Regions from separate parts of the Homo sapiens genome. Here region 1 is linked to region 2. The links are chromatin loops, found by intact Hi-C in ENCODE. Cell type or tissue: IMR-90. All regions are shown on one strand. Each heading gives the region's core, and the rest is flanking DNA. Links, peaks and the distances in the headings are about the cores only. Region 1 has its middle 77 kb from the start of UBE2E1. Region 2 has its middle 200 kb from the start of UBE2E1.

What was found. Hi-C counts contacts between places; a loop is a spot of excess contacts. Peaks named below come from ENCODE experiments on the same cell type or tissue, not always from the same donor. Only the 100,000 strongest peaks of a DNase experiment are listed, where the experiment ranks them.
Region 1: a loop joins it to region 2, with 13 times the contacts of the local background. A loop is called at or near these places in 2 of 110 quality-filtered maps.

Annotation. Positions count from the first base shown.
Region 1 is chr3:23,724,088-23,734,521 of GRCh38, reverse strand. No RefSeq gene overlaps it. Among named protein-coding and RNA genes, the nearest start is that of UBE2E1, 77 kb to the left of the region's middle. In IMR-90, for the core only: no CTCF peak of the experiment used is centred there; a DNase peak (open chromatin) is centred at 5,711; H3K27ac peaks cover 556 bases.
Region 2 is chr3:23,595,876-23,606,309 of GRCh38, reverse strand. No RefSeq gene overlaps it. Among named protein-coding and RNA genes, the nearest start is that of UBE2E1, 200 kb to the left of the region's middle. In IMR-90, for the core only: no CTCF peak of the experiment used is centred there; a DNase peak (open chromatin) is centred at 5,929.

The DNA.
Region 1 (10,434 bases), core at 1,374-9,373, 130 kb before region 2:
GCTCTGTCACCCAGCCTGGAGTGCAGTGGCGCAATCTCGGCTCACTGCAACCTCCACCTACCGGGTTCAAGCCATTCTGCCTCAGCCTCCTGAGAAGCTGGGATTACAGGCGTGTGACACCATGCCCGGCTAATTTTTTGTATTTTTAGTAGAGACGGGGTTTCACCATGTTGGTCAGGCTGGTCTCAAACTCCTGATCTCGTGATCTGCCTGCCTTGGCCTCCCAAAGTGCTGGGGTTACAGGTGTGAGCCAGTGCACCCGGCCCTATTTTTTTGAGACAAGGTCTCATGCTGTCACCCAGGGTGGAGTGCAGTAGCACGATCTCGGCTCGCTGCAGTCCAGCCATCCTCCTGCCTCAGCCTCTGAAGTAGGTGGTGGGACCATAGGTACACACCACCACGTTTGGCTAATTTTTGTATTTTTGGTAAAGACAGGATTTCAGTATGTTGCCCAGGCTGTTCTCAAACTCCTGGGCTCAAGCAGTCTGTCTGCCTTGGCCTCCCAAACTGCTGAGATTACAGGTGTGAGCCACTGTGCCCAGCCATTTTTTTTTTTTTAAATAGAGACAGGGTCTTGCTCTGTTGCCCATTCTAGAATTCAGTGGTACAATCACAGCTCACTGCAGCCTTGAACTCTTGGGCTCAGCTGATTCCCCCTCCTTAGCCTCCCAAGTAGCTAGGACTACAGGCTCATGCTACTGTGCCCAGGTTAGAATTCTATCTTATTTTTGCACTTATTTACTTGTTTATCATTTTTCTCTCCCAGCTAGAACATAAACCCCATGAGAAGAAAACTCTACAAATTTTGTTACCTGTAGTTCCAGTGTCTTCAATGCCAAGCTTTGGAGAATATTTGTTGAATGAATGTATTCATCTATTCATTCATTTCATGGTCTTGATAAGCCAGAGATAAAACACCCTTCACATTATAGACTATAATACCTTCTATGATCTCACCCTTCTTTCCTCCCTACTTTCACCTCCTATTTCTTCTGGCCTCAATTTTTTTTTTTTTTTTTTTTGAGACGGAGTCTCGCTCTTGTTGCCCAGGCTGGAGTGCAGTGGCCTGATCTTAGCTCACTGCAATCTCCACCTCCCAGGTTCAAGCGATTCTCCTGCCTCAGCCTCCCAAGTAGCTGGGATTACAGGCACCCGCCACCACACCTTACTAATATTTTATTTTTAGTAGAGACAGGGTTTCACCATGTTGACCAGGCAGTTCTTGAACTCCTGACCTCAAGTGATCCGCCTGCCTCAGCCTCCCAAAGTGCTGGGATTACAGGTGTGAGACACCGCGTCTGGCCATTCTGGCCTCAGATTTTAAGCTCTAGTCACACTGACTGCTTGAGGTTTCCCTCATATGCCATGCTGTGCCCATAGATGCATCTCCCCTCTCACCCAGCAGTGCCTCTGCCCAATATGCTCTTTCCATCTCACTTCACCCAAACAACTCTTCTTACTCAAGGTTCAGCTCGGTTGCCATTTTCTCCTCCCTCAATTGCCCAACTGGAGCCAAGTGCCATCCTGACTCCCCAGACACCTGGTGCCTTGATCTCCATCACCCTACTTTACAAAGGACTTTGTGTGGTATCTCGATCAGAATGGGAGCCTGTGAAAACAAGGAGGCACTTTATTAATTCTTATAATGACCTGCTTCCTGGTCAGTTCCTGGCATGCAGTAGGTGCTCAATAAATATTTGTTGAACTGAAATGAATTGTACTGCTGAGGACGGGAGTCTAACGTGTACGAGGCACAGCGCTGGATAGTATGGCATATGAACAAGAGTAACTAGGAATGAAGCAGATCGTAAGAGGTTAATTAGCATGCGCCAATTTCCTCTAGAGCAGAGATTACCAATCTTTGGCTAATATTTAAATATTAAGATATTTTGCATAAAACCCCACACATCTGTCATATTCTAAAAAATGAATAGTTCTGACAACAGGGCAATGATTGATTGGAACTAACTGGAAGTGTTTTTCTAATTACATGGACACGCAATTGTCAGTTTTCCGCAGGCCTCACCACTCCCCATACTTTGCTCATCTGAGGTCTGCTGTTAACGTGTTAAGAAAAATTACGAAAACTTGAAAATAAGGCAACAGCATATTTTCCAATATTATATTCAAGCATGTCTATTAGGTCCTGGTAGGGATTATTTAAATCTATAGGATCACACCTTCCAATACTGTAGCCACTAGCTAGCTGCCTGTAGCTATCTATATTTCTTTCTTTATTATTATTCTCTTTTGAGACAGATCTCATTCTGTCACCCAGGCTGGAGTGCAGTGGTGCAATCATGGCTCACCGTAGCCTTGACCTCCCCAGGCTCAAGTGATCCTCCCACCTCAGCCTCCTGAGCAGTTGGGACTACAGGCGCATACCATCACACCCTGCTAATTTAAAATTTTTTTTGTAGAGATGGAGTCTCACTATGTTGCCCAGGCGAGTCCGCAACTCTTGGACTCAAGTGAGCCTCCATTTTGGCTACCCAAATTGCTGGGATTGCAGATGAGAGCTACCATGCCTGGTGCTATTAATATTTGAATCTAAATTAGTTAAAACTAAATAAAATTTAAAATTCAGTTTCTCAGTCCTACTAAGTACATTTCAAGAGCTCCTGAGCCATATATGAGCACTTGAAATGTGGCTAACGTATTGGACAGCACAGATGTAGAACATTCCACCATTGCAGAAAGTTCTATTGAGGAATGTTGATCTAGCAAATGTACCTTGTTTGATTTACTATTGATTAGGGCCCAGAATCTGTGAAGTCACATGTTAACTTACAGATTTTTACCCAAATAGGTTTCTGTCTGTGGGAAAAGATAACCCCAGAGGTTACAGTGTAGTTGTCCCGTGAGACAGTAACCATTCAATTTGTGCCAAGTTATTTCAGCATGCCTTTGCTGACTGACTAGATAAACTCCTGTTCCTCAAATTTTCCCTTGAATTAACTTTACCACCCTGCTGATTTCCTCATTAATGAGTGTAGTAGGTTAAATGGTGGTCCCCCAAAATTATGTCCACATCCAAATCTTTGAAATGTCACCTTATTTGGAAAAAGGGCCTTTGCAGATACAATTAAATTAAGGATCTTGGGATAAGATCATCCTGGATTACCCATGTGAGCCTTAAATTCAATGATAAGTGTCCTTATAAGAGATGTGGCCACATGCCAAGAAGGCCAGAGAATGCTGGCAGCCACCAGAAACTGGAAGAAGCAGGGAAAGTTTCTCCCTTAGAGCCTTTGGAGGGAGTGAGGCCTGCTGTCATCTTGATCTTGGACTTCCGGCCTCCAGGACTGTGAGAGAACATGCTTCTGTCGTTTTGAGCCACCTGCTGGGTAATGATTTGTTGTAGCAGCCCTAGGGAGCTATAGCATCAGTTAAATGTTTGGTATGTGTTCATCTTATGAGTCATGTTTTTAACTTTGAAAAATTTTAACTTGGCCTGGTGTGGTGGCTGACGCCTGTAATCCCAGCACTTTGGGGAGCCGAGGCAGGTGGATCACCTGAGGTTAGGAGTTCAAGACCAGCCTGGCCAATGTGGCGAAACCTCCTCTCTACTAAAAATACAAAAATTAGCTAGGTGTGGTGGCGGGCACCTGTAGTCCCAACTACTCGGGAGGCTGAGGCAGGAGAATCTCTTGAATCTGGGAGGCGGAGGTTTCAGTGAGCCGAGATGGCACCACTGCACTCCAGCCTGAGTGACAGAGAGAGACTCTGTCTCAAAAAAAAACTTTTTTTTTTACTTTGAGATTTGCCATTTATATTCAAGTTCATGTTATTCCTTTCTCTCATATTCTTAGACTTATTTTTACCCTCCTGCCCCCGACAGTGTTTAAGATTGAGACACAATCCTTGACCTCATGGCTCAGCCTGGTAGGTAGAAACAGCCCAGAGATGTAGAGTGATGGCAGGCAGGTGAGTAGAGCCCTGTAAGCGCAGATTCTGGAACCAGCCTGCCTGGGGTCACATCCTGGCTCCACCGTAGGATGGGTCACGTTGGGGAAGTTATTTTTCCTGTCTGTTATTTGGTTGGCTCTTCTGTAAAAGAGGATAATAGTGGCCCGGTGCAGTGGCTCATACCTGTAAACCCAACACTTTGGGAGGCTGAGGCAGGAAGACAGCTTGAGGCCAGTAGTTACAGACCAGCCTGGGCAACATGGTGAGAACCTGTCTGTACAAGAAATTAAAAAAAAAAAAATTAGCAGGTGTGGTCACATGTGCCTGTAGTCCCAGATACTTGGGAGGCTGAGGTGGGAGGATCACTTGAGCCCAGGAGTTCAAGGCTGCAGTGAGCCATGATCACGCCACTGCATTCCAGCCTGTAGGACAGAGTGAGAAACTGTCTCTAAAAAAAAAAAAAGTGGATAATAGTAACTAACCCATATAACTTTGTGTCACTAAAGGCTACACACAGAGATATGCACCAAGTATTGAAAAAAATTCATTGATGTCACACACCGTGAATCAGCATTAAAAAAATCACAATTATCATGTAAAAGTACAGACTATTGCATTGCATGTTTATGTGTTAGGAATGTTATGGAAGCCAATGGAGTTAGCAGACAAGATACTAGTTAGGGACCACCCTTGGATCACCAGCCATGGAGGGGGACAAAAGGAAGCAGGAGTGGGCAGGGTGAGAAGTAGGCTGGGATGTGGCCCAGTGGCAGCCTGCGCTGCGCTCACAGGGAGTTTTAAATGGCCTTTCAGGGTTGTCCTCAGCTGAGCTGATAGGACCAGGCTTTTTTTCTCTTGCTGTCCTTGTCACCTGGTTGAAGTGGCTCTCTGCGGTAGAGGCAATCTCTGAAAAGGCTGTTGGCTGAGGCTGGCCACCACAGGCCTCCTCCCAGCAGCTGGGTGCCAGTTCCTTCGTGGATAGGGATCCAGACAGCATTTCACTTGCCCCCTAGAGTCTGTAATCCTCCTCTAGGGTGTCTTCATGTTTCAATAGCCAGGGGACCTTGAAAAGTGAGAGGTTGGCTGGGTGCGGCGGCTCATGCCTGTAATCCCAGCACTTTGGGAGGCTGAGGCAGGCGAATCATTTGAGGTCAGGAGTTTGAGACTAGCCTGGCCAACATGGTGAAACCCCATCTCTATTACAAATACAAAAAAAAGGCTGGGCGTGGTGGTGCATGCCTGTAATCCCAGCTACTTGGGAGGCTGAGGCAGGCGAATCGCTTGAACCCAGGAGGTGGAGGTTGCAGTGAGCTGAGATTGCACCACTGTACTCCAGCCTGGGCTACAGAGCTGGACTCCATCTCAACAACAACAAAAAAAAGAAAGGTGAGATTCTGTCCCAGGGTGGGCCGACTGTGGCATCACCCTCCCTCTCCCTGGCTGCAGGTGACAAGTCAGTGTTATCTTCTGCCCACTCCTCCCCTCCTGCTGACAGCCTCCCCCCATTACCTCCCTCTCCTGTTTCAGGGTTGCCCTTGGTGCAGACTGGTCTAGGAATGGGGGAAAGCTGGGGGAGGGAGAGGCCAGATAGGAGCTGAGAACTCCCTTCCCCAGGACTGCCTGAGCTTGTCATGCACTTCACGTTCTTCAGGTCTGTGTCCCCACACCGCCCTGGGCCAGCCACACCTCCTCCTGCAAGGAGGAGATCTGTGTGCAAAGGGGCAGCCCCTAGGCTGCCTTTCAAATAACACAAGGAGCTACTCTTTAAAAGCTTAAATTCCAAAGGGATTATTCCTGTCAGGGGAAAGGAATAAAAAGAATCCACTTCTGTAAACATGAAACAAAGATCAGAATAAGGATTTAAGAGTAATGCTCAGCTAAGCCACAGAAAAAGGCACAGAAGCCCACGCGCTGGGCTGGGTTCTTGTTTCTGCTCCCTTAGAAGAGAGAAATGGTTAAGTGAGTGGGTTGCCTGGAGGATTCAGCTGGTTGGAGGGGAGAGATTTTGAGATGGCACAATCTCAAGCTCCCTGGTTGGCCTTGTTGGGAGAAGCGGACAGCTGTGAAAGGGATCTGTGCATTTCTCCTCATGCCAGCATGCCCATGTTGTCCCCTGGGTGCAAAAGGATGGGGACAAAGTCACAGCACTGGAGTGAGGCCAGGGTTATCAGTGTCAGTTGTGATGTTGCCTCTCCCTTTGCATGGAGTAAGACTGACTGCTTCTAATCTGTGTTTTTTTTTTGTTTGTTTGTTTTTTGTTTTGAAACAAGGTCTTACTCTGTCTCCCAGGCTGGAGTGCAGTGGTGCAATCTTGGCTCACTGCAACCTCCGCCTCCCACACTCAGGTGATCCTCTCATCTTAGCCTCCCAAGTAGCTGGAATTACAGGCACGCACCACCATGCCCAGCTAATTTTTGTATTTTTAATAGAAACACGGTTTTTCCATTTTTGCCAGGGTGGTCTCAAACTCCTGTGCTCAAGCTATCCTCCTGCCTCCTCCTCCCAAAGTGCTGGGATTACAGGCATGAGCCACCATGCCCGGCCTGGTTCTAATCCTTATTTATCCTGCTACCTAGTAGCTTGTATGACCCCAGGAGAGTCACTGACCACACTGACCCTGGGCTTTATTTTTTAATCTGTACAATGGGGATAATACCTAGTATATCAGTAATGGCCTAGTATGCAAGTACAGAAACCAAGTCTGCCTACATTAAACAAAAAGGGAGGCTGGGCGCAGTGGCTCACGCCTGTAATTCCAGCACTTTGGGAGGCCGAGGCGGGTGGATCGCAAAGTTAGGAGTTCAAGACCAACCTGGCCAACATGGCGCAACCCTGTCTGTACTAAAAATACAAAAATTAGCCGGGTGTGGTGGTGCATGCCTGTAATCCCAGCTACCCAGGAGGCTAAGGCAGGAGAATTGCTTGAACCTGGGAGACAGAGGTTGCAGTAAGCTGAGATCACGCCACTGCACTCCAGCCTTGGCAACAGAGAGAGATTCTGTCTCAAAAAAAAAAAAAAAAAAAAAGAAATTATTGGAACTGAGGGAAGCCTGGAGGAGTAGAAAACTGGCAGGAAGCTAGGCTGCTCAGAAGGCCAGGCAGGAGTCACGGCAGAGGTCACGTGGCAGAAAGAATCTTCTTTGTGCCCTGCAGTTCCCCCTGCATTGGGTCCTTATGTCACTCACTTAGCTTCCAGAGTTCCTGAAGACAGCATCAGACTGGCCAGGCCAAGGTCACTCCCATCAAGAAGGAGGATCTAATTTCTTGCATTTTACTTTGCACCAAAACCACACAGGAAGACAGATCCAGCTGCTAATAAGACTGAGATCTGATACTGAACAGAAGAAGGCAAAACCTCCACAAAGGGCCATCACAACACCTTTCCTCTGGTGGTTATGAGACATTGGGAAGTGCTTAACACAGTGTCTGGCAATAGTGAAGTTTCAATACATGCAAGGCACTATTTGTGGGTTAACAAGTTGTGGTGCGGTGTTTCATACAATGAAATTTTACTCAGCAATCAAAACAAAAATCAACTACTCATATAGAAACATGAATGATTTTCAAAAACATTATGTTGAATGAAAGAAACCGGAACCAAAGGAGTTTGGTGAGGCTGGGTGTGGTGGTGCATACCTGTAGTCTCAGGTACTCAGGAGGGCGGATCCCCTGAGCTAGGAGTTCAAGTCCAGTTTGGACAACATAGTGACACCCCCATCTTTTAAAAGAAAGAAAAAAAGAGTTTGTTGATTGCAAACTGCAATTTTACTTATATGAAATTCTAGGGAAGTTCTAGAAGTTCTGGAAAAAACCTGAGCAAGCCATGGCGACAGAATTGAGAACAGTGGGTACCTCTGGCTGCCTCAGGAGCAGACACACAAGTTCAGGAGAGATGCCTAAAGAGGGACATCAAGGTGCTTTCTGGGGTGATGGAGTATTCCCTATCTCTTTTTGGCAAGTGATCTATTACATACTCCTTAGCAGATTCTGGCTATCATGGCCACCATTCTGCTTCCATATCTTCCTTCCTTCTTTCCTTCCTTCCTTCTTTCCTCCCTCCCTTCCTCCTTCTTTTCTTTCTTTTTTCTTTCTTTCTTTCTTTCTTTCTTTCTTTCTTTCTTTCTTCCTTCCTTCCTTCCTTCCTTCCTTCCTTCCTTCCTTCCTTCCTTCCTTTCTTTCTTTCTGTCTTCCTTTCTCTTCTTTTCTTTTGTTTCTTTGACAGAGTCTTGCTCTGTCACCCAGGCTGGAGTGCAGTGCTGCAATCTCAGCTCACTGCAAGCTCTGCCTCCCGGGTTCAAGCAATTCTCCTGCCTCAGCCTTCTGAGTAGCTGGGATTACGGGCATGCACCACCATGCCCAACTAATTTTTGTATTTTTAGTAGAGATGGGGTTTCACCATGTTGGTCAGGCTGGTTGTGAACTCCTGACCTCGTGATTCACCCACCTCAGCCCCCCAGAGTGCTGGGATTACAGGCGTGAGCCACCGTGCCTGGCCGGGTCTTTCCTTTCCTTCTCTTTCCTTTCCCTTTCCCTTTCCCTTCCCTTCCTTTCCTTCCTTCCTCTCTCTCTTTCTCTCCCTCCCTCTCTCCCTCCCCTCCCTCCCTCCTCTCTCTCTCTTTATTTCTTTTTAAAACTTTTTTTCGAGAAGGAGTCTTGCTCTGTTGCCCAGGTTGGAGTGCAGTGGCGTGATCTCGGCTCACTGAAACCTCCGCCTCCCAGGTTCAAGCAATTCTCCTGCCTCAACCTCCCAAGTATCTGGGATAACAGGTGTGCACCACCACACCTGGCTAATTTTTGTATTTTTAGTAGAAATGGGGTTTCGCCATGTTGACCAGGCTGGTTTTGAACTCGTAACCTCGTGATTTGCCCACCTCGGCCTCCCAAAATGCTGGGATAACAGGTGTGAGCCACCATACCTGGCCTTTTTCTTTCTTTTTTTAGAGACAGGGTCCTGCTCTGTTGCCCAAGCTGGAGTGCAGTGTCACAATCAAGTTCATTGTAACCTCAAGCTCTTGGGCTCAAGTGATCCTCCCACCTCAACCTTCAGAGCAGCTAAAACTAAAGATGAACACCACCAGCAGGCTAATTTTTAAATGTTTTTGTAGAGACAGGGTCTCACTATGTTGCCCAGGCTTGTCTTCAAGGCCTGGCCTCAAGCAATCTTCCTGCCTCTGCCCTTCAAAGTGTTGGGTAACAGGCATGAGCCCCCAGCCTGGTCCTTGCTTACCTGTCTTGATTAAGGAGATGATTACTCAAGCATATATATCAAAAGCCATCAAAATATACATTCAAAAGCTATGCATTTTAGTATATGTAAATTATAACTCAATTAAACTTTTTTTTAAAATGTGATTTTTTCTTATCATCAACTGATGCACAGTGTCTTCCCACCAATATCATTATAATGAAAACATGTCTGTATAACAAATTGACTTCAGGCTCCACCTGACACCCACAGGTCTCGAACGTCATTTGAAACCACAAGTGAAAAGTTAGAAAAGTTTGAGGAGTTTGTTTCAATGGGAGCTGTGGTCTGAATGTCCCCCCCTGAAAAATGCGTATGTTGAAACCTATCCCCCAGTGCAGTAATATTAGAAAGTGGGGCCTTTAAGAGATGATTAGATCCCACAGGCAGAGTCCTTATGATGGGAGTAGTGCCCTCAACAGAGTGAGACCCCCTTCTTCCCCATGAGGACGCAGCAAGAAGGCGCCATCTATGAACAAGACACCCGAATCTGCCAGTGCCTTGATCTTGGACTCCCAGCCTCCAGAACTGTAAGCAATAAATATTGTTTATAAGCCACTCAGTTTATAGTATTTTTGTTATAGCCGCCCAAATGGATGAGGTTGATCCTTTCCCCCGAGAAACTGAGAACAGGCATATAGAACATATATATATATATATATATATATAAAATATATATAGCAAGTTGACATTGTGACACCCAAGTGTATGATTAGAGGACTCATCTTTTTGAACAAGAAATAGACGAGGCTGGGTATTGCTGAACTCCTATGGTTATCACAGTAGGAACACATAGTGGTCTGCTATAAACTGGAAGAAAGTAGTTTGAGAAACATGGTTCTAAGCTACCCTCTTAGCTTGAAAGCCACTCAGGAAAGAGCTTCCCATCACCCTGGCTCCACTGTTATGTCTACATCAGTGCAGCCCATATGAAGTGTGCTCAGTGGATCCTTGTGCATTTTTATTGATTTTGGGCCTGAGGCTTCTGGACAAATAAACACAGTTGTGAGAACTAGGCTATTCCAGTCCTTAGGATTGCCCTCTACCCAGAAAAAGCCTAAACAGAGCAGAAAAGCCTAGTTGGAGCAAGCATTCTCTTAAGGGCCTAGAAAAACTTGAGCCCCAGACATTGTTCCAAGGCTAGTCCTGCCTTCATGTCTTGCCAGATGCAGAGATGGTTAGTGGCTACTTCCAGTATCACTTCTCTACTTCTCCTTACTTCCTCTTTACTTGCTAGCCACATTGTGACCAAAAATAAAATATTAATCTCCCAGCCTCCC
Region 2 (10,434 bases), core at 1,090-9,089:
CCTGGTATCCAGGCTTCACCTGGTTTCCTTCCATTCACACTAACAGGGAATTCTCATGCCTCCAGCACACGCCTGGCCTTGTCCAGCCCTGCGTCTTTGTTCACAGTAGCCTTTTTACCTGAAATAGACTCTTCCATTGCTTTCATGTCTCAAAGACCCAGGAAGGCTTCCCTGACCCCAATCCAGCCTGCAGCAGCATCTCTTCCCCGTCTGCATGCTGTAGCTTTTTATGCAATTCAACACTACTTTGTTCAGCACATGTACATCTTTGTTTGGTAGTTGTTTTTGACAGTGTTATCTTCATATAGTAAAGTAAGTGTTCCAAGAATGAAAGGCTTTTATACACTTTTGTATTCCCCTCATTGTCATGTACCTAGGAAGTCCTCAGCAGATATTTGGTGAATGGCTCTTATTGTCTTTACAATTTCAAAGCCCTTACATGTTAGCAATCTTCACATCACAGCAACACTTCGCAGAGCTAAGGGCAGATATGCAGATATTGTCATCTGCTTGTGACCAACGAGGAAGCCAAGTGCAGGCAGCGGGGAGGGTGTACAGAGCCACACACCTAGCATGAACCCAGGCCAGGCTTTCTAACTTCCTAACTTCTCCGTATCACCCTGTAAGTCACGACATTGCCCTGGTGTCCAATGGTATTGCAGAGTGAGTAAGAGAGCACTGAGGTTAATAGCATCTAACAGTTACCACTGTCAAAAAAGACCATGTTACTTAGTCTGTTTGTGCTGCTTTAACAGAACACCATAGACTGGGTGACTTATAAGGAACAGAAATTTATTTCTCACAGTTCTGGTGGCTGGGAAGTCCAAAATCAAGACCCCAGGATTTGGTCTGGCAAGGCCCTTCTTGCTGTGTCCTCACATGGCAGAAGACAAAAGGGCCTTCATCCCATTAATAAGGGAGCCGCCCTCAGGGACTATTAATCTGTTAAAGGCCCCACCTCTTAATACTATCACATTGGCAACACCTATGTTTTCTTTTCTTTTCTTTTTTTTTTTTGACATGGAGTCTCGCCCTGTCACCCAGGCTGGAGTGCAGTGGTGCGATCTCGGCTCACTGCAAGCTCCGCCATTCTCCTGCCTCAGCCTCCTGACAGCTGGGATTACATGTGCCCGCCACCACACCTGGCTAATTTTTTATATTTTTTTTTAGTAGAGACAGGGTTTCACTGTGTTGGCCAGGATGGTCTCTATCTCCTGACCTCGTGATCCGCCCACCTCGGCCTCCCAAAGTGCTGGGATTACAGGCGTGAGCCACTGTGCCTGGCCGGCAATACCTAAATTTTTGAGGGGACACATTTAAACCACAGCGGTTATCAAATTGCACAGAGATTGATGGCAGTGGTTAGCTTACTTAAATGATTTTCTTTTCTTTCTGCTCCTTCCTGCACACTGATATTTAAATGATGTTAAAGAAGTGTTTAATTCTTGGTGCAGGGTCCTGGCAAAGTTAGGGATGAGGTAAAAAAGACTCTGAAGAACTCCAGCCTAAGCCTAACACCCTACTTATTGGAAAGGAGACTCCAAGAAAGCTTCCTTAGGTCGAGGTAGTGAGTCCAGCCCTGAAGGTGCACAGTCCTCCAATCAAATAAGCCCGGAGTGGAGCAGCATCCTGACAGACACTGAGTCACCTGCTTCCTCCAGCCAAGGACAGAAACACTCTCTCTAGTTGCTAAAGGTTGAGACAATGCTTGGTGGTTTGGAGATATTCGCAAACTTCTTCCCCAAGTTATTTCATCTGTGCATCTTTCTCTTGTTCCATTTTCCCAGGGCAACGCAAACCATCTACATTAACATATTCATTTTCTAGGGCTGCCATAAAAAAGGCCACAACCTAGGAGGCTTAAATATATTAAAACACATTGCCTCCCAGTTCTGGAAGCTAGAAGTCTGAGATCAAGGTGTCAACAGTGCCACATTCACTCGGTGGGTGCTAGGGATGGGTCTGTTGCAGGCCTCTCTCTGGCTCTGGGAGCTCCTAGGCTGTGGCAGCACAACTCCAGTCTTCACGTGGCGTTCTCCCTGTGTGCACATCTGTGTCCAATCTTCCCTTTTACAAGGACATCAGTCATAATTGATTAGGAGCCCTGCCCAGTAGGTACCTACTCCAGTGTGACCTGATCTTAACTAATGACATCTGCAAACAACCCTGTTTCCAAATAAGCTCACATACTGAGATACAAGGAGTCAGGACTCAACATATGGACTTCAGGGGATGCAACTTGACCCATAGCAGTCAATGTTTCTCAAACCTCAGTCATTTTTTAGACCACCTTTATAATTGTTCTCTTGAATAATATGAGACCTATACTATTAATTTGCCATTAGCTCTTTTTTTTTTTTACCTAATACCATAATACTGTATACCATGAACAGAAAACCAGTATCACATGGCATAAAGAAGTTGATGATAAACATAATACATAAAATACATTACAAACATAAATAATGTAATGTAATAAATATAAAAACATGACTATTAAAATAAGTGTTTTGGCCAGCCATGGTGGCTCACACCGGTAATCCCAGGACTTTGAGAGGCTGAGGTGGGTGGATTGCTTGAGCCCTGGAGTTTGTGACAAGCCTGGGCAACATGGCAAAACCTCGTCTCTGCAAAAAATACAAAGATTAGCCCGGGGTAGTGGTGCATGCATATAGCCCCAGCTACTTGGTCGGCTGAGGTAGGAGGATCACCTGAGCCTGGGATGTCGAGGCTACAGTGAGTACCACTGTACTCCAGCCTGGGCAACAGAGTGAGACCCTGTTTCAAAAAACAAAACAAAACAAAACAAAACATAAATAAATAAAATCACTGTTTGCCAATGTATTACTCCAAATCTTTTTCTTATCTCCTGTAGCTGAAAACTGCCTTTGGAAAATACATACTATATTTAATCTTGATGGGGTCTGAGGGGCATTTCTAGAAATTACATCAAAAGCCAAGAAGGCACTCTCAGCATGAGAATCTCAGGCCCTCATAGGGTGGAAACAGAGAAAGGCTGTGGTCCACTAGGGCTTGGGAGGGGAGGATGAGGTCTAATTACTCTACCGACACAGTACACAGATCAGAGGATCAGAGAGTGACCTTACAAATCACATTTCATAAAAGAAAAAGTGAGGCCCAGAGAGCTGAAGGCCAGACAGCACCAGGGCCCAGGCTGGAACCTGATCCCTGATTCCCACTCTCACATCAGTGAAGCGAACCCTGCGGTGCGGCAGCTGGATAGAGCTTCCTGCAGCCGATTAAAGATGAGGTTTGCAACGCACCCGGGTTCTGTCTTGAGGCTCATGACACACCTGGGTGTCGGCAAACTCTTGGCGATCAGGCATCTTTCTGAGCTAATTTTGGTTTATTCTTAGCAAAAGAGAAAGGTGCTAAGTTTAGCATAAAGATGGTGCTTCCAATTGTCCTCAAACTGTTTGCTAAAGAGAACTATGTTGTTTTCTGGTTGGTTAGTTTTATTTTTTGAAAATATAGTAGTTGCACGTGGTTAAAATTCACATCATGCTAAAAGGTATGTGGTAAAAAGTTTTCTTCCCAGTTCTAACTCACAATATCCGAAATCCCCCCTCTGTAGGCCCACAATTCATCTGTTTTGCGTATCCTTCTAGAGCTGTGAAGGTGGAGTAGCAGCTTTAACACAGACACCAATGAAATATCTGAAACAAATTTCACCAGAATTATATCACTTCTGGGAACAACCCCTCAGTCTCCACGGATCCGGTGCTTCTACCCTACCCCCTACTTAACTCATTTTCTTTCTCGTCCTCTTTTAATTAAATTTTAGCCTTTTTAAGGTATTCCAGGTGAAGAATACTGGATAGGAATGGGGCAAGCAGCTGCAGCCACGCCCACTGGCTCATGAAGGAGAGTCTGGCTGCCCATACGAGGAGATCAATAAATCTTGTCAGAATAAGAATTTGGGAAAGGAGAGAGGTAGATAATAACATTTATTCAGCACCTACTATTTGACAGAAACTTTAAAATATAACCTCATAAAGTGGGTGTTTTCATTTCCAGTTTGTAGAAAGGAACCCAGGGGTGAGAGGTTATGGAACTGGCCTCAATCCCCGCTCGTCCGATTCCAAAGCCCATGCTCTCTTGTCTGCATCCTTTTGGGGACGGGAAATCTGCTGGAATTACTTCCACTTAAGGGAACAATTCACAGTATCAGACAGATCCGGTTCCTTACAGGATAGGCTTCATCTTTATCTTTGCGGTTCTTCTGCAACTGTACGTGGTCTAGGGATGCAATAAATGCATGCATATTGAGTGCCTGAGATCACCAAGGAAGAGAGAAGGAGAGAAGACACAGGATAGAAAACCAGGGATCAGAAACATTCAGAAGTGTGGAAGGTCACCTTTGGGGCACGTGAGATTCGAACCAGAGCCCAGGGAGAAAAGAAGTTCAGGAAGGAGGGTTAACAGCATGGGCTGCTATGGAGGCCTGAAGATCAGCTTCTAGAAGATGCTGTTGGTGCTGATGACTGGTGATCTGTGAGTGGATTCAGTAAAGTGGCAGAAAGGAAGGCAGATTGTGTGTGTATGTGCATGTGTGTGTGTGTGTGTGTGAGAGACAGAGAGAGAGAAGTGCACTTAATGCCGATGTTCACCTCATGTCTTGTTTTCCGGCTACTGCAACTTGATGAGGTTACATTTACCAGGCCTTCATTCTGAAGCCTGGCATTTCTCCCAAGAGTGCCAGTTCTGCCTAATGAGAGCAACTCAAGCGAATCCACAGGAAAGAAAAAGGAAAGTGACATTTTAATTTTATCCAGGCTGAAACACAACTGTACGCAAGGAATGTGCCTGTAATTCTGAATCATGAATGTACCAATGCCTTGCTTTATGGAATAGAAATGTGCTCTGTCCAAATTGGCTGTGAGGTGAATAAACATTACTTTTCCACTGAATTCAGCTATAAAACGACTGGAAATCTTTCCATGGGGATTGGGAAAAAAAAAGAAAAGAAAAGAAAAACAGAGAAACAAACCCACTGCCAGAAGGAAGAGAAGACACAGAGCTGACCATGGCCGGCTCCTGCAGGGCAGAGGTGACTCCGCGCTTTTCTGGGACCGATTTGTGTTGCCTTCTTCCAAATACCCTGATCTGTAAGGATTGCTCTAACTTCCTCCTGCTTTGTTTTTCCCTTAATAGGGAAATACGGGCTATTACACCCAGCGGAGCTGGCATACAATATTTTGCTTTGCCTGGGGTCCATTTGACACAATGCTGAATGTTCCTTACGTTCAAGGGTTTTGGCTGCATAAACTCAGTAATTCCCTACTTCATCAGTTAGTAAATACACAATTATATGTATCAAGTTTACTCGGACTGGGAGGTGGCACAGCACTGTGCTTTTGCACATGGGGCTTCACAGCCACAGAGACCTGGGTTTGAGACCCAGCTCTGCCACTTAGCAGCTACGCAAGCTTGGCTCTGTTAAAATCTCTGGGTTTTTATGTGATAGGGATAAGATACACCTCGGGGGATTACAGGAAGCATTAAATGAAATTACATGTTTGTATATACACACACATACACACACACCTGTGTTTGTATGCATACACACCATGTGTTCGATGCTTTATGCTGAATATTTACTGGGTACATATTCAGCAGGGGTAGTAATTGTGATGATGGTGGTGATAATAACAATACACACACAGAATCTTGTCCCAGTAGATTACCCTTTTATATTCTGCCACAGAGATCTATTTCCATTGCCCAAAGGCACACAATTTTCACAGCTTTCTAAAATCTCAAGCCTTCTACATTAATAGTACTAAAAGAATTTTTTCCCAATCAGAAGGGCAACATTTTTAAATCTACAGATAAGAAATGCTACCATATGCCTGAGAACCTCCGTCTTCCGCAAGTCACATCACCGCCCAAGAATGTACTGTCCAGGGTGTCTCATTACTTTGTTAGCCAAACAAAATGTGGCCAGAACTATGGAATGTGTGTGCTGGCCCACGTGCACCTGTTTGTACATATGATCACAACTAAGAGGATCTTTTTACAGAGTAATGGGAAGGTGTAAGGAAGGGTCTGGAACCCAGGGGGCCGAAATCCTGACAAGGTCAGTCTTCCCAGCTGGGTAACCTGGGGCAAGTTATTTAACCTTTCTGTGGCAGTTTCCTCACTTGTAAACTGTGGGGTGATTATGCCTCTCTTACAGGGCTTATCCTGGGGATTAGAGAAGGAGATGAATGTAAAGACCGTGGCACAGGCCAGCATGCTAGTGATTCTTCTCTTCCCCTTCTCAGGACACCCCGTATTGCCTTTACTGGTAATTCAGACTACAGAATTTCCTCAATTTTCAATACTCGTGGAGAAATACAGTGGCGCATATATCCAAATTGCATAAACTCAGTAGTTTTCAAAACCTGAGTCATGTGGAGAGTAATTCTTCTACTCAGAATGGCAGGAGATCTGTTCCAGTTACAGTAACTTGACTACGTTGTCAATAACGAAACTTTAAAGACTAATCACACAGTGAAATGTATTAATACCAGACAGCCCACTATTTCATCTGTAATTACTACCTTCCATCCTCCTCTTGCCTGTGGACCCCCATGACAGGGATGGATTTCAGGATCCATCACTTAAATCAGTTCCTCGCAAGTTCCTTCATTAATTCAGTCCCTTAATTCTCTTATCTGGCTGTCTGCCTTCTCTTGTTTGTGTGCTGAATGAGCTGAACGCTGCTGGACAAAGCCACACAACTTGGCTGACACTAGATTTAACTTCTTTTAGGTCATGAGTTCACACTCCTCGTGGACACTCAACCTTGGTTGGAAATCCTACCATGTTTCTATAAGGTCACTCTTCTCTTTCTGAGATGACTATTTCGTACTTTCTTCTCAACCTCCCACATTCCCTTCCCGCCTCCTAGAAGGTGATCTTGCTTTATTCTTTATTCAGAAAATAGAAACTGTTAGGGTGACTCTCTCATCTTTCCATTTCCAAACAAACAAGTCTCCCTGCATCTACACCAGCCCACAGGATCTTCCTTCCTGCAATGACAGAGGTTGCCCTTCCTACCAAAAGGCTTGTGACCCCAGTGCGTCCCTCCTTAGTGCTTTTCCACCTGTAATGTGTGTGTGAATTGCCTGGGGAGTTGTTAAAATGCACAGTCTGATTCAGCAGGTCTGGGCCAGGGGCCCAAGATTCTGCATTTCTAACCAGCTCCCAGGTGATGTCAATGATCTGAGCAGCAAGTGTACATTCCCTTCCCTTCTTTCTCTTTTAGGTCATTTTTATCATCATAAGCAGGCTCTAGTAGCTTCCATTTTTAAAGCTCCTCCCTTGATCAAACATCTCTCTCAAACTACCACCCCAGTCCATCTCCTTTTATTTTATTTATCTACTTTTTTGAGACGGAGTCTTGCTCTGTCGCCCAGGGTGGAGTGCAGTGATCTCGACTCACTGCAACCTCCGCCTCCAGGGTTCAAGTGAGTCTCCTCCCTCAGCTTCCTGAATAGCTGGGATTACAGGCGCCCGCCACCACGCCCGGCTAATTTTTGTACTTGTAGTAGAGACGGGGTTTCACCAAGTTGGTCAGGCTGGTCTCAAACTCCTGACCTCGTGATCCACCTGCCTTGGCCTCCTAAAGGGCTGGGATTACAGGCGTGAGCCACCGCGCCCGGCCCAGTCCATCTCCTGTTAAAACAATTCTTACTGAAACAATTTTCTACCCAGGCTGCTTCCACCATTCCAAATTTTACCTTTTTGCTATGTCTTTTTCTTCTGATTACAAAAGTAATGCACATTCACTTTTAAAAATCTAAACTTACCAAAATGTATCATACAGAAACGAAACTCTATCCTCCCTTAGGTAAGGCTTAGTTATTTTTTTTCACCTTAAACATTTTAATTTGGAAAAAAATTTACACATAGAGAAGTAAAGATGATACTATAACAAACATCTGTGTATTTGTCATATTTATTGGCTGCATATCTTTACTAAAAAATCAGAGATAAAATTGAAATATTTTCTATGTGCCTATTTAGTGTTGTTTCCTCTTCTCCCCCAAGGCCACCATCGTGAAGTTGGCATGTGCGTTTGTTAGGCTCAGATCAGCTGCACAGATCAGAAACTCCAACACAGCAGTAGGTTAAAGAAGATAAAAACAGACTTCTCTTTCACAGGAAGGTCTGGGGTCTGGGTGGGATGAACAGGGTCCTTCGGTGCTCTGGTCTCAGGGGCCCAGGCTCCAGCTACCTTGCAGCTCCAACATCTTGTAGTCCAGGGCAGCAGCTCCAGGTCCTGCATTTCAGCAGCAGGTAGGAAGTTTAACTCTGGTATGGCTCTTACCTCTGCAGTTCTCCCTCATGAATTTTACTTTGCATACACTTCTGCTATTGACTTCATCAATAATTCCAGTTGCTTAATCTTCCCATAATTCCTCAGAATACTTCATCTACTGATGGTATTTTTTTTTCATTAATAGTATAGGTTTATCATTATTATTATTTGAGACAGAGTCTCACTGTGTTGCCCAGGCTGGAGTGCAGTGGTACAATCTCGGCTCACTGCAACCTCTGCCTCCCGGATTCAAGTGATTCTCCTGCCTCAGCCTCCCGAGTAGCTGGGATTAGAGGTGCGTGCCACCACTTCTGGCTAATTTTTGTATTTTTAGTAGAGACGGGGTTTCACCATATTGCCCAGGCTGGTCTTGAACTCCTGACCTCAGGTTATTCACTTGCCTCAGACTTCCAATGTGCAGGTATATTATTATTATTATTATTATTGTTATTATTATTATTACTATTTTGAGATGGAGTCTCGCTCTGTCGTCCAGGCTAGAGTGCAGTGGCGCAATCTCGGCTCACTACAAGCTCCTCCTCCTGGGTTCACGCCATTCTCCTGCCTCAGCCTCCTGAGTAGCTGGGACTACAGGCGCCCTCCACCATGCCTGGCTAATTTTTTTTTGCATTTTTAGTAGAGACGGGGTTTCACCGTGTTAGCCAGGATGGTCTCAATCTCTTGACCTCGTGATCCACCCGCCTCAGCCTCCCAAAGTGCTGGGATTATAGGCGTGATATTATTTTTAAAATAAGCACACTTAAAAATGTTTTAACATGTCATCTCAGGACATTTTGGGCAGGACAGATGGCGAGCCATGTGATTCACCTGCAAGGCTTGGTTCTGGTCTTCTTTGTCTTCTCATTCTACCCTTAATCTCCCCAAGTAATCTCATCGTCTCTCATAATTGCATTCCCCTTTATACTCTGATGATTCCCAGCTTCATAGCTACCATGCTGGGCCGTGTGCTCTCCTGAATATGAGGCTGGTATATCCAGTGACCCAACACTTCTACTTGGATGTATTCGAGGTACTTAAATCTCAACAGGTTCAAAACTGAACAACTTTGGTCTTGCTGCTCCATATTCTTGCCCTTGTTGACAAGGTCCCGATGGGCTCACCAGCACCACACCTCCATTCCAGACCACAGGAAAGAATAAAGAGGGAGAGGAGGGTGGGCCGCTTCATTTTACAAGACGAGATCTGCAAATTTGCTCCCATCACTTCGGTTCACTTCTTTTGACCAGAATTTTGTTCCACGGCTATGCCTAGCTTGAACTGTATTAGTTAGTTATTGCTGTGTAACAAATCACTGGCTTACTGGCTTAAGTCAATACCTTCTATTGTTGCTCACAAATATAAGGATCAGGTGGACAGTTTATCTGGTCTTGGTTGGGCTGATGCAGCACCTGCTATCAGCCACACAGTAGGTGGCTCTGATCTTGGCTGGGTTCCTGCATGTACTGGAGGATTGGTTGGTCTAGGATCGTCTCAGTTCTTCTCCACATGATCTCATACCTTCTAGTAGGCTAGCCTGGGGCTTACTCTCAAGGCATGGAAGGAATCCAAGAAAGTGGGGAAGTGTGTAAGACTTCTGGAGGCCAAGGCTGGAAACTGGCACAAGATAACTTCCAGAGTCTCCTGGTCAAAGCAAGTCACAAGGCCAGCCAAGTGGTGGGGAACAAAGACTCCACCTTCCCATGAGAAAAGCTGCAAAGGATGTAGATACTGGGAAGGATTGGGACCATTTTTTGTAATCAACCTATCACATGGTGGTTGAGGAATTTAGTTTCTAGTGGGGTGGCCACATGCCCTGCTGAAATTCCAATAGTTCTATTTATAATAAAAGGAAGAAAAGGAGAATGGATATTAGGGATAATTTATAGACTCTGCCTCAGAAGGAATCATAGTTCCCCATTCATCTTCCCTAAATAGAGGACACACTCTCAATCTCTTGCCATAAATAATAATAATAGCACTCTGACAAAATTTCTATTCTTCTTAACTAGAACCCATTTCTGATTCTCCCTTGACTGTGCTGACCCAGCAACTTACCCTGTGACCTCTTAATCTACAAAAAAAATCAAGTGCAAATTGCTTGCAAA